2 separate regions of the Mus musculus genome follow, and region 1 is linked to region 2. Evidence: chromatin contacts called from ENCODE Hi-C or POLR2A ChIA-PET data. All regions are on one chromosome and are shown on one strand. The core of a region is the stretch at or near the end of the contact, and the rest is flanking DNA. Distances in the headings are between cores, read along the strand shown.

Evidence for each region. A loop is a pair of places that touch in the nucleus more often than their neighbours do. ChIA-PET counts read pairs that join two places held with the same protein, here RNA polymerase II (POLR2A).
Region 1: a map of v-Abl transformed pro-B cells shows a loop between it and region 2 (3-fold over the local background). The contact joins the enhancer-like site here to the promoter of Gimap3 in region 2. A Hi-C loop is called at or near these places in 2 of 37 maps with a recorded cell type or tissue (both v-Abl transformed pro-B cells). POLR2A ChIA-PET finds 5 or more read pairs at or near these places in 2 of 5 experiments (Patski and embryonic stem cell).

The regions. Positions count from the first base shown.
Region 1 is chr6:48,850,267-48,856,550 of GRCm38, reverse strand. No RefSeq gene overlaps it. Among named protein-coding and RNA genes, the nearest start is that of Gm7932, 6.9 kb to the left of the region's middle. Within about 2 kb of position 4,555, at least 1 of the 3 ENCODE cell types and tissues checked has a DNase peak (open chromatin) inside an H3K27ac peak, as active enhancers do.
Region 2 is chr6:48,769,561-48,776,244 of GRCm38, reverse strand. Gimap3 (GTPase, IMAP family member 3) reads left to right here and starts at 5,394. Exons shown (of 5, transcript NM_031247.3): 1 at 5,394-5,603.

The DNA.
Region 1 (6,284 bases), core at 3,306-5,805, 81 kb before region 2:
CTAGGCAAGCACTCCACTGAGTTACACACTCACTTCTCGCATCCTGCCTGAAATTGAGAGGGGAGCACTGCCGGTTCCTACCCTAACACTGCATTCCTTCCGTCAGCGGTATGCATCATTCCTTCCTGTGTTTTGAAGCTCTGTTTTTGGATGTACATGTGCTTAATTTAGCCTTGACAGGCCTGTCATTTTAGAAAGATTTGTTTTTTCATTTATTTTATTTTTGTTTCTATAGGTGTTTTGTCTGTAGATATGTTTGTGTATCCCATGCATACTTAGTGCTTGTGAAGGCCAAGAGAAGGCATCTGATCTCCTGGAACTGGAATTACAAACAGTTGTTACCAACAATGTGAGTGCTGGGAATTGAACTTGAGTCTTCTAGAAGAGCAGCCGGTGTTGTTAACCTCTGAGCCATCTCTCCATCCCAAGAGTTATTCTTGTGTGTGCGTGTGTGTGCACTTCTGTGTATACCTTGTATGTACAGATGCTTGTGGAGGCTAGTGAGGATGTCAGGGAGTTGTGAGCTGCCTAACATGGGCTGAGGTCTGAATTTCTGGAAGAACAGTAAAAGCTTTTAACCACAGAGCAATCTCTCCAGCCTAGAGGCCCCTCATTATTATGTAATGACTCAGCTTAATCCTAGACATTTTCTTCGATTTGATGCCTAATTTGTGTAGATTTGAAAACACCCACTCCTACTTCCTCTTAATGTTTGTGGAGTATCTCTTTTCCACCCTTCTGCACACAATGCATCTATGCTGTTATATTTTAAGTGATTTTCTTGGATATGATGTAAGTTGAGCCTCTTAAGAAAGTCACTGTGGACGGTCCATCTTCTAAGTATGAGTAGACTACTTATATGGATGGGTTTGTGTTAGTTCCGTGTGTCCTTTTTTGGTTATGTTGTTTACTGCTGTTTAATTGTTTGATTGGTTGTTTCTGTTACTGCTTGTTGTCCCCCCCCCCCCATCTCTTACCCCCGGCTCTCTTTCAGGTCACATGATCATTTTCTAACACTCCATTTGAATTTGTATAACATATTTATGTTTTACTATTTTTTGAGGTGTCATTAGCTGTTGATGTAGGGATTACAATATGCATGCTTAACATTTTATGGTCTGTTTAAAATCCATTTTTGACTTCTTCAGTAGAAGGTAAAGACATTACCAGCACACTGTCTGGTGCCCTGTCCCATGTATCTGTCATGTATCTCACATCTCCATTCATGGAAAGTGCATCATACCCTTTCTTACTTGCTTTTAGCAGTCAAGTATAGCTTGAAGAACACAAGAGAGCATATTAAAATCCACAGACACCCACCTCACGCCCTCCCCAGTGACACATGTCCCACTGGATGCTGCCTCTGGGATGGCCCCTCTCTTCTTTCAACACTTGAGTGTTTTGTCATTTCCCCTGGCTTCCTGGGTCTGCCAGCTTTTGGGTCACTCTTGCCATAAGTGGCCGGCCACTTTTCAGTGACTGAACCTTTGATTATATTTGTGTAGTTGAATGCCGGCTTATATGTTTGTGACTTTGTCTCATCTGAAGTACACTGAGTGCCTTCAGTCCGTGGGCTTGTGTCTTTTATTGCCATTGGGGGTTTTTCAACCATTACTTCTACACACCAAAGGGGAGATGGAGGTCACTGTTCTGGGTGTTTTCCAGTTGCCTTGCCAGGACTATTTCTCATTGATCTTTAGCTTCCTACATGTCCCGTTTTTAGAGGTGTCATCTTTGGGATCTCATGTCCAAGGACTTCCTGTCAGATTGCTAGGGTGGCTTAGGTATCTATCTTATATGATCCTTTGTTTCAGCTATCTCCAGGTGGCTGGGCCTCTGTCAGCTATTGTATCAGCTAGCTATGTCGTGGATGGGTAAGTGTCTCTGTGATGTGCTGTGTATTTGAGTAAGTACACAGGGTGCAACAGCTGAGTCACATGGTAGATCAGATTATATTTCACATATTTGAAGAACTTTCACACTGCTCTCCATAGTGGCTAAACTAATTTACATCCACACTGGTGGCAAATAAGTGTCCCCCTTTCTACACATATCCTGGTCACAATTGCTGTTACTTTTTTGTCTCAATGGTAGCCATTTTGACTGGGGTAAGATAGAACCTCAATGCAGTTTTTAAAAGATTTATTTTACTTTATGTGTATTAGTGCTTTGCGTGCACATATGCAAATGGCCAGAAGAGGGAGCAAGACTCTCTGGAGCTGGAATTAAGGACAGTTGGGAGTCCAAGGATGGATGTGGGTGCTGGGAACCAAATTCAGGTTCTCTGCAAGAGCAATGAGTCTTGTTGAAAATGAAGAACACTTAGCCCCTTCAATATACTTTAATTTCATTTCCCTGGTGCCTAAGTTATTCAACATTTGACATTTACCGATCATTTATAGAGCATCTTTTGAGAACTGTCTGTTCAGCCAGACGGTGATGTCACAAGTCTTTAATCCCAGCACTTGGAGGCAGAGACAGAGACAGGCAGAGATCTCTGAGTTTAAGGCCAGCCTGGTTTACAGAGTGAGTTCTAGGACAACCAGGTTGACACAGAGAATCCTGTCTTATTCCACCCCTCAAGGAGAGAGAGACTGTTCATTCCACTAGCTGTTTCTGGGGGTGGCATTTAATCTTTTAAATATTTATATAGTTTAACTATTTTTTATGGTTTAAGAGCTTTATTATAGAAATGCAGGGGAAAGAGAGAAGGTAGAAGGGAGGAAGAGAGAGAGAGAGAGAGAGGAGAGGAAAGAAGACAAAGAAAAAGGGAAGAGGAGAGAGAAGTGAGAGAAAAGAGAGGTGAGAGGACAAAGGAATAAGAGAGTGAGGTGTGGGCTGAGCACTCCTTTTTCTAGTCTTCACTGTTGCTAGGTAACTGGGGAGGAGTTTAGCCTGAAGGTCAGAAGCTTAGGACATTGCTTACTTGACTACTGACCATGCTTCTCTTGTGGGGGCTGTGGGAGGTGGTACCTTAGGCAGGGGCCGGAGTTCCAGGAGCATGAGGGAACACCTACCGTGTCATGTAGGTGAATTATGACCATCGGAGTTCAGACCTCATTGGAGACCAGCCTGCATTCCCCACAATTCCTCCTCTTTTTTTATTAGAAAAAAAATTGCGAGGGGCGGGGTCACTGTTGTGACTGTGAAAATTTAGAGTGGATGGAAGTATCGGAAGAAAATATATAGTCTAGAGAAATAGCAGAACAAGGCCAAAGTAGTAAGGAGAGTTAAGGTAAAAGTTGAGAAGGCAAGAGATTGAGTTGAGAAGGCAAAAGATTGTACAATCAGTCAGTTGTTTCATGGGTAGTACAATTTGAGGGGAAAAAACCATCTATTTTTGAACAGCAATTAGTTAATCTAGATAGACATTATGCTTTCCTCACTATCATATAACTTTCCCCAAAGTTCAACAGCCATTTAGCTTTAGCAAAAAGAGTCCATCTGTAGCTCGAAGGTCCCAGGTCTGTCTTCTATAGGGTTCAGCACTTGTCTCGGGAGCCTTCAGTCAGATGAGATTTTTGGAGGAAGGCAGCTTTCTTCTGTAAGTCTCAGTAGATGGTGCTGTCTCAGGTGGATCTGGGGCAGCAGGCCTCATGTGGAGATAGACCTGTAGAGTAATTATAACAAAGGAGCAGAACACCAGCACAGGATATCTGCATAGTGTGGATAGCAAAAGTTATGCCTGCAACGGTTTGCTTAAGAGCACATCCCAGTCCCTTGTGGACGGCTAAAGAAGAAAATATCATGTTAATTGTGTAACTGGAGTAGGCAGTTAACAGTTCTGTAAAAGAAAACCGGTTATTAATTAAAGATTGGATGGTTTTGAACCTAAAAGGAAATTTTAAATAAGTTGAAAGAATTTTTGGCCATATATGATGAATACTAGAGAGAAAAAAGAGTATTTAGAAAAAGAAGCAAGAAAATTTTTTGGTTAAAGGCACGATTCAGGTATTCCTGTAGGATGACACTGCTTCAATGCAGTTTTCGCTGGCTTATCTGGATGGGGGAGGGGTATCCTCTCGTTTTTTTTTTTTTTTTTTTTAACTGGAGAGTGAAGGGTTAAGTGTTGGCCAGCCGCGGCGAAGCATCACTTAGCCACGCTGGGCCGGATCTCGGCATGGGCCGCACTTTCCCGCGCGCTTGTGGCGGGGAGGGAGCAGCAGAATTCAGGGAAGAGGCAAAAGTTTTTGAACAGGAACTGCCCAACTGGTCAGACAAAGCCTAACGCAAGGAAAGTTTTGGGTTAAGTGGGAGAGTTTTCGCTGTTTGGCCCGGCTCGGCCCACGCAGCTGTAATCACTGCCCAGCTGGGCTTACCTGGAGCAAGTTAAGGCTACAGAAGTCAGAAAACCAACTCTCTTGTAGTTAAACCTGTAACAAAGAATGGGAAGGGGACCTCACACCAGCCGCTAGTCGCCGAGGTTAAAGCCAAGAGCTAGAGGGGAGGGGCTACAGAGCTGGCCAGGAACACTTTGGAAAGAGAGAGAAAAGAAAAAGGCCAAGTTTTTGAACTCGATCACTCACAGTCTCCGGAAACTAGGAGATCTCCTGTAGGTCTCTGTGCGAAGCATTCTTCAGCTGGTTCTGTCTCGCGCCGATGGCGTAACCATCCCTCTGCGACCAGTTGTTGGGAACAAAATAAAGGGGGGGGGGGGTCCCTGGGGAAGAGCGGAGGGAAAAAGATGCCCACACCCCACCAGGGTTTCCCTATTCTCTGATCAGCCAGGCGTGGGTAGGCTGCTACCTACCCTATCCACTCATCCCTGGGTGGGCATTCCTCTATCCCACTCTTCAGAGGGTGGTCAAGGGGCAGCCCCCTGGGGACAGCCCCCCCCCCCCCCCAGCTACTTTGCTAAAGCCACCAGGGTTGTGGGAGAAAGGGAAGAGGGAAGAAGTTCCCAACACTGACCAGAGTGCGCAGCGGAACTTGAAGTAGCAGAGCAGAGACTCTATGGTTTAAGAGCTTTATTATAGAAATGCAAGGGAAAGAGAGAAGGTAGTAAGGAGGAAGAGAGAGAGAGAGAGAGAGAGAGAGAGAGAGAGAGAGAGAGAGAGAGAGAGAGAGAGAGAAGAGAGAAGAGAAGAAGACAAAGAGAAAGGGAAGAGGAGAGAGAAGTGAGAGAAGAGAGGTGAGAGGACAAAGGAATAAGAGAGCTATAGTTTAACTATTAATCCAGATGTTTATCTGGCAATCTTTTCCCCTACTCTATAGGTTGTTTCATTACTCTGCTATTTTCTTTGTTGTGAAAGAAGCTTTTCAATTTTAGACAATCTCAGTCGATTCTTGGTTTTATTTACCAAGCTATTGGAACCCTTTCCAAAAGGTTTTCTCCAATACCTATATTTTGAAGTGTTTTCCCCTAATAGGTTTAGTGTTTCAGATCCTCTGTTAAGGTCTTCACATCTTCAGTTGATTTTTGTACAAGGATGTGGACCAGGGAGTTTGCTTCATTCTTCTCTGTATGGATAGCGACTTTTCCAGAACCATTTGTTAAAGATGTTGTCTTTTCTCCATTGTATATACTTTTCAATCTCTGTCAAAATTCAGGAGGCTGCTACTTCATGAGTTTATGTCTGGATCAACGAATCTGTTCCCTTGATCAACACACGGGTTTTGTGTCCTCCTTGCTGGTTTAGTTTCTTTGGTTCAAGATGATGAGTTTATTGGTACAAGAAGGATGCGAAGCCGTAGATTATTATGGTGATGAGGCCAGTCTGTAGCTTTACAGCCAGATTGTTCACTTTTATAAGATTAGCTGATGTTAACTGATTTTGAATACTTCTATATTTAGAATTATAATTTTCTCTTGATTTTTTCTTCTTCTGATTAATTTTGCTTTGAAGTCTAATTAGCTAGATTTTATTATGGCCGTACTGGCCTGTTTTCTTTTTCCAAAAGACTGAGGCCATTAACACTGAGTCATTGGTGAAAGGTTTATACTAACTCCTGGCATTGTAATGTTTCACTTGGTGCTCTGCTAAATCTTCGCTTGGCTATCTGCTATTCTAGTCAGCTTAGTCTTTCCTATGATTTTGTAGGTATGTTTGAGTGTCTGTATTTTTAAGTCCTCATAAAATCATGATCCATTAGAAATAAAACACAAATTCCAAGGGTGCTTACAGTATTCTTTTCTCCTTCTGTTGTAGCTGACAATAATCAAGCCAACTATAAATATTGTAGTGATTTGTATGTTTGAGGACAATCATCAGAAACTATCTTATCAGAAGTTCTGCCGTTGGCAGTGACCAGGCATTACTCTGAAATGTTCTTGTGTTGGAGAA
Region 2 (6,684 bases), core at 4,145-6,644:
CATATTAGTGAGCACAGCCTTTGCCACCATTTGCCAGTCTCCCGGAGTCATGGCCAAAGTAGCAAGTCTTTCGACTTGAGATAAAGTAAAATTGGAACTAACTCCATAATTACGGACCAACTCGGCAAGTTCTTTGATCTGTATGTGCTCCACAGACGCATGAACGCATCCTCCATCCGCTGCCTCAAAGACAGGAAACACCTGCTGTAATTTTTGCTGCTCGTCTCGAGGGATAAAAGTATCTGAACGAAAATTTTCCACATAAGATGGAGGGAAACTAGGGCCTGAAGACCAAACAACGACCTGACCCTTGCTTCCATTCCTTTTGGACTTCCTCTCTGATTCGCTAGGCCGTCTTTCATCAGGATGATGTCTCTCTTCCTCATAATGAGCATCTTCCTCCTCCAGATCTTCCTCATCAGTGGGACTAAGCTCCTTACTTGAATCTGAACCATCAAGTCCCAGAGCTTCAAGTTCCTTTACCGGATAAAGGCTCTTCTTTTGGGGGGCCTCTTTCCCCCCCGCTCCTCTCTCTTCTCTCCCGGGGCGTCCTTTCCCCATTCTCTCACTTCCTTGGATCCAGGGTCCGTGGAAGGGCCCTTTTTCTTAGGTATACCCTTTTTTCTTTGAGCTCCTAATCTTTTACCCCGCTCTGTTTCTGACATGCTGTCTTGAACCTCCTCCAGCACTCTCTGTCCTGCTTTCACTATAAGGAAAAGGATAAGTGCCGCAAAAACAATTACGAAGGCTTCCACTGCCCCTTCTAGTTGTGGAGAAAGACCAGAACCAAACATGCCTCTCAGAGCTTACCTTGAAAAACTTAACCTGGCTGCAGTTCTGAATCCGCCCCGCGAACAGAGGGTCTCCTCAGCGCCGGTGATGGTAAGGCGTTCCCAGGTTTTGGCACCACTTGTCCTGCACGCTATCGTCTCGCCAGCAAGAACACATGTGGACAACCAGATCCTTCTGCAGCAATGTTTTATTATGCTAGCTTCAGCATGAAGAGGAAGACCCCAAGCCCCAAAAAGGCACTGCTTATATACACCTCAGTGCAGCGTGTCCACACCTGATTGGCTGCTCTCTCAGCACGCCCCAGGATGGGCAGTGACTTGGCGCGAACACACTCTTGCACATGCGCATATTGCTTGTTTACCAGTTAGGCCACGCAGACACAGCGGAAACTGCTTCCCACACTGGTTAGTTCATAATGCTGTTCCACCTATAGGGTTGCATATCCCTTTAGCTCCTTGGGTATTTTCTCTAGCTCCTCCATTGGGGGCCCTGTGATCCATCCAATAGCTGACTGTGAGCATCCACTTCTGTGTTTGCTAGGCCCTGGCATAGTCTCACTAGAGACAGCTATATCAGGGTCCTATCAGCACAATCTTGCTAACGTATGCAATGGTGTCAACGTTTGGAGGCTGATTATGGGATGGATCCCTGCATAAGACAGACTCTAGATGGTCCATCCTTTTGTCTCAGCTCCAAACTTTGTCTCTGTAACTCCTTCCATGGGGTCCTATTTTCTAATAGCCTAACAGGCTATGGTTTGAAAATATGTTGGCTATTCATTTAATGTAGCTATTAGTGCTATTGAATTAAAGTAATCATCGTATATCTGGTTTTGATCTTTCTGGGTTTTCCTAGCCTTAATTTTTGCCCTATTTTGTATTGAGTAACTTTTGTGATTTCATTTGGTCACTTCTAGTGAATTTTATTGTTGTTGTTGTTGTTGTTGTTGTTGAGACAGAATCTCACTTTTCAACCCTGGCGCTGACCTAGAACTCACTATGTAAACCAGGATGGCCACAAGCTCAAAAATGTCTGCCTTTGCCTCTCAAGTACTAAAATTAAAAGTCCACTGTATCAACTTATTATTTGTATCTCTTTAGAAAGTTTTAAGAACACTGACATAGGAGCTATGCATTTAAATTAGTACATACATTATTAGATAATAGTATACTTACTAAATAATACAGAACACATAATTTAATGCTCTAAAATATCAGTCCCACTTTCCTGCTGCTATGCAATTTTGTGAAATGTAACTCTCCATTATATTATATATTTAACAGATTTGTCTATCATTTGCCTGTCATCCATTTGCCTATGAATCAAATGGGCAATTAGAGAAGCTAGAGATGGGTCCTATACATAAACAACAACCATAAATCAAGTAACCAGATGAAGGAAACAGTGCTGAGAGCCGTGGTGAGATAAAAGCCTTCACTGTGATGTAAGAGGCAGAGGCAGCCAGAGAAAGAAATGTCAGCATCCCAGGGTCGAATCAGCCCTCTGCAGTCATTTAAGACTAACTCACGGAGATGGAGAGATGGAGAGATGGCCGAGCAGCTAAGAACACTTTCTGGTCTTCCTAAGAAACCAAGTTTGGTTCCCAGACCCCACATCAGCTCACGGCCTTCTGCAGTTTCAGCTCCAGGGGACCTAATACCTTCTTCTGGCATGACCTTCACTCATGTGCACACACAATCACATATTCATACACACAGAAATAAAATAAACATTCTCCCAGCACTCCCACCAGCATTGCCAGCTGGTGACCTTGGCTATCTCTCGCTATGCTTTTACAGGCTTTGATTTGTCAAGTACGAGCGACCATTGCTCTCCTACCCTTTATTTTCCTCTTCTCATCCCTTTTCAACCCCCCTCTCTATTTCACCTCCTTTACTCTGATTCTTGCCCTGTCTCATCCCTTTTTATCCTCTGCTGAGTTTAAATTAATTAACTTTATTAAAAATAAGTTCTTAAAAATTCATTTAACCTATATTTTCTCTTTTATATGTATAAATGGTTTTGTCTGCAATGTATATGTGCACCGTGTGCTACAGTGCCTGCAGAGGCTAGAAGAAAATGTTGGGATGAGTTACAGATGGTTGTGAGTGCTGGGAATTGAACTCGAGTCTTCTGAAAGAGCAGCTGATGGTCTCAACTGCGGTTATCTCTCCATCCTCAGCAGTTTTAAATTTACAGAAAATCTGAGCAGAAAGTACAGAGGGGGCATGCTCTCCTTACCAGTTTCTCCTATCAGTAACATGTTGCATTAGTGGAGTATTGTTGCTGTCCATGGAATTGTATTCATGTATTTTATTAACTAAAGTGTGTAGCTTTACAGCAGGGGTCACTCATGGTGTTTGACATCCTGTGGGTCCTGACAAGTGGGTGATAACAGCAACCCACAGGTCAGATAGAATATCTCATTAGCATAGATTCCTCTGACTTCACTGTTCATTTCTCCCTCTACTTCCCCAAGTCCCTGACCACAGGTGATCTTCACAGTTGTCCTTTCCAGCATGCGACAGAGCTGTGGCTATACAGCACAGAGCCCTGCCAGATCAGCTTCTTTCACGTAGCAGCATGTATATACGTTCCCTCTGAGGCTCCATGTGTCCTGCTAACGCATCTCTTTGTAGTTCCCATTGCCCGGGTGTGTCACACCCACCTACTAAAGTGTATCTGAGTTGTCTCTGCATTTGGATGGGCTTTGTGAACAAATCTGCCATAGGCATTCGTGTTTGGACTCTCGTGTGGGTACAGCAGCATGGTTTTAAACAAGGTGATGAGAAAGGAGGGCTCTCTAGAGTAGCAAGTCAAAAGGAAAGCATTTGTTGAGGCTGAGAGGCGACGGTTAGCCTTCAGTGAGTAAGAACTTTTTATGTGCAAGCATGAGAACCTAAGTTGGAATCCCCAGCATCCAAATAAAAATCTGGGCATGACTGCTTGTGCCTGTAATCTCAGCATCGGGCGCAAAGTGGCAGGTCCTAGAGCTCCTGGCAGTCAACCTAGTAGAAATCAAGAATTCACTGAGAGATCCTATTTCAAGGCAATAGGGTATCGCAGTAATAGAAGACACCTTCAGTCAGTCTTCTGGCTTTCCTGTGTTCACTCAGGAGCATGTGCACGTGCGAGCTCAGGCACATCAAAAATAAACAAACAACTCCCCCAAACCACTGTTCAATATTTCCAGACTGGGCAAAACAGAACACAGCAAACCAGCAGGTAACCAGCAGGGGGCAGTGTTTGCAAGACGTCGACGCCAGTTCCCACTCCCTTCCTACAGTTTTGAGCCTCAGGCTCTTGTTCTCATTGGCTGCAGTCTGGCTTCCTTTCCTGCTGACCGTCCCTTCACAGCAGGATGCACCTTCCCTTTGGAGGCGTGGACCAGAAAGCTGCAGTGAGAAAAGGTTCCAAACAATCCCTGAGTTCTGTGAGGAAGAAATCACACTGCAGGAGCTGAGGTGGATTCAGGAACCCACAAGAGCATACATGTCAATTAAAACAACAAAACAAAACAACAGCCAGGCAGTGGTGGCTCACACCTTTAATCCCAGCACTTGGGAGGCAGAGGCAGGCAGATAGTTCTGAGTTCAAGGCCAGCCTGGTCTACAGACCGGGACAGCCAGGGCTACACAGAGAAACCCTGTCTCGAAAAAAACCAACAAACAAAACAAAACAAAAAGCTAAGGATATGAACATGCAGGTTATAGGAACAACATCTATATTCATTTCACCCAAATAGATCCCATATCCCACTCTCCTCCTTGAACATTCTTTTGTTTAAAAAAAAAAAAAAATCACCCAAACTTGGGATTGGAGGGATGGCTCAGTAGTTAAGGAGCCTTACAAGTGTTAATAGTTCCAGATCCAGGGGATCCAGCAGCCTCTCCTGGCTTCTGCAAGCACCAGGCATGTGCAGAGGGCACTTGCATACATGTAGGCAAAACACTCATACGCGGAAAAGAACAGCAAGTGAATAAAAAAGTGATCTGAACTCAAACACACGGCTAAGTGGAACTCCTCCAGGGAGGAGACCTGGCTCACTCCGGATCCTGAGTCCTGCAGGGCAGCAGGCAGAGGCACAGGGACTTGGGATTCCACTAAGTGCTGTTGCTTTGCCTAAACCATACTATAGACTGGGTAGCTAGCTTCATGGCTTCTGTGGAGACAAGGTCTGCCCAGGTGAGAAAACCTAAGCCTTGTTCTCCCATACTCTCCCTAGAAGCCAGGGTACCTTAGCCAGGCTCAAGCATGATAGCTATTGATCTGTCCAGTGGGCCCTGGAGAGAGCCACTTTAGGCTCAACTGCCACCTCAAATTCCATCTAAGAAGCTACCTCCGGATGGCAGAGGTAAACAGCAGAGCAGAAGAGATGCATGCTGTCTGCCTGGTGAGGAGGAGCAGAAGCTAGAGTCTTGGGTTGCCCATGCTTTTAGACTTCTAGATTCTCTTAGGCCCATAGAGAATACTTTGTACACAAACATCTCAGTGGTGTGGCCGATGAGGGTGGAGCAGGAAGCAGAACTTTTTTTTTTTTTTTAAATCAACCTTTTCCACTGGCTGCCTTCTTCAGTGGCCCTCAGAGCACCCCTTTTCAGAGAAACTCATGTACATCACCCTTTCCCACCCCTCAGGAGACACCGTCTTCCTCCCCCTGGAAGACAGATCTTGTGAGCTGGCCTTCACCTCTTGTAGCTCTTGTACTTTTACGAAAGACTACAAACCAATGTGAGAGGCTGCCTAGGCCTGGAAGGTAGCTCCACAGTGGCTATAGATCTTGAATGGAAAGATCCTCAGGAACTCACCAGGTAACAGGGATCTTGTGGTGTGTGTGTGTGTGTGTGTGTGTGTGTGTGTGTGTGTGTGTGGTGTTCTTCTATCCTGCTCACCCTTAAATCTACCAGTAACAATTAGTGTCAACCTGAAGGGAAAGACAACTGATCTTTTTTCATAGACTGTAGAGAAATTCCTGTTCCCCAGGGACTTTTAGTCTTGTCTGTGGAACATCAGTGAGTTTTCTCCCTCACAGAACAAGGCTAACACACCACTGAGGACTCAGGAGAGGTGGACTCTTAGACATTCTCCTTGCTTTCCAAGGGCGAAAGGGAGCAGACAAGCTTCTAAAGCAATTTCCCTAGAGCTGTCAGCCAGGCTTGTATTGAGTGTCTGGGAACCAGAGAGCAGCTGGAGGGGAACCAGTCTTTGGGACGGGGCATCAGACCGGGTTTTGTGAGCTGGGAAATTAGAGTTGTGGCAGGAAGATGGAACGTGGGCCCCATGGGTGATCTGAAGTTCATACACTACCCATCGTCCAGAAGGAACCCTAGCTGTCTGACTAGCATTCGCTTTATCCAGTCGGGGTCAGGACTCTATCAATGGATAAGAACAACCCCAGGCTCTTCCCCAGAGCCTTGGGTTCCTCGATGTTGGAGAGCAAAGGGACACCAGATGTCTTTTTCCATCACTGACTGTGGTCTGCACTCTCTGACTGGCTAAATTATCTATTGGCGTATCATCTCACTGAATCCAGTACTCACTGAGTGGCTGGACTGGCTATCTTATCTCCCCGTCCCCTGCAGGTTTAATTTTCTTTCTTTCCCATCACTTTTCTTTTTCTTGGTGAACATTCACAGTGCTGGGCAGGAGGGAATTTGTTTTGTTTTGTTTTGTTTTTCGAGACAGGGTTTCTCTGTGTAGCCCGGGCTGTCCTGGAACTCACTCTGTAGACCAGGCTGGCCTTCAACTCAGAAATCTGCCTGTCTCTGCCTCCCGAGTGCTGGGATTAAAGGTGTGCGTTCACTCAGGTTCATCTGTTCACAGAAAGCATTTGCTGTTTGTTTTGGATAAAGTAATACATTCTTTAAAGACCAGTCAAAGCAAACAGAATGA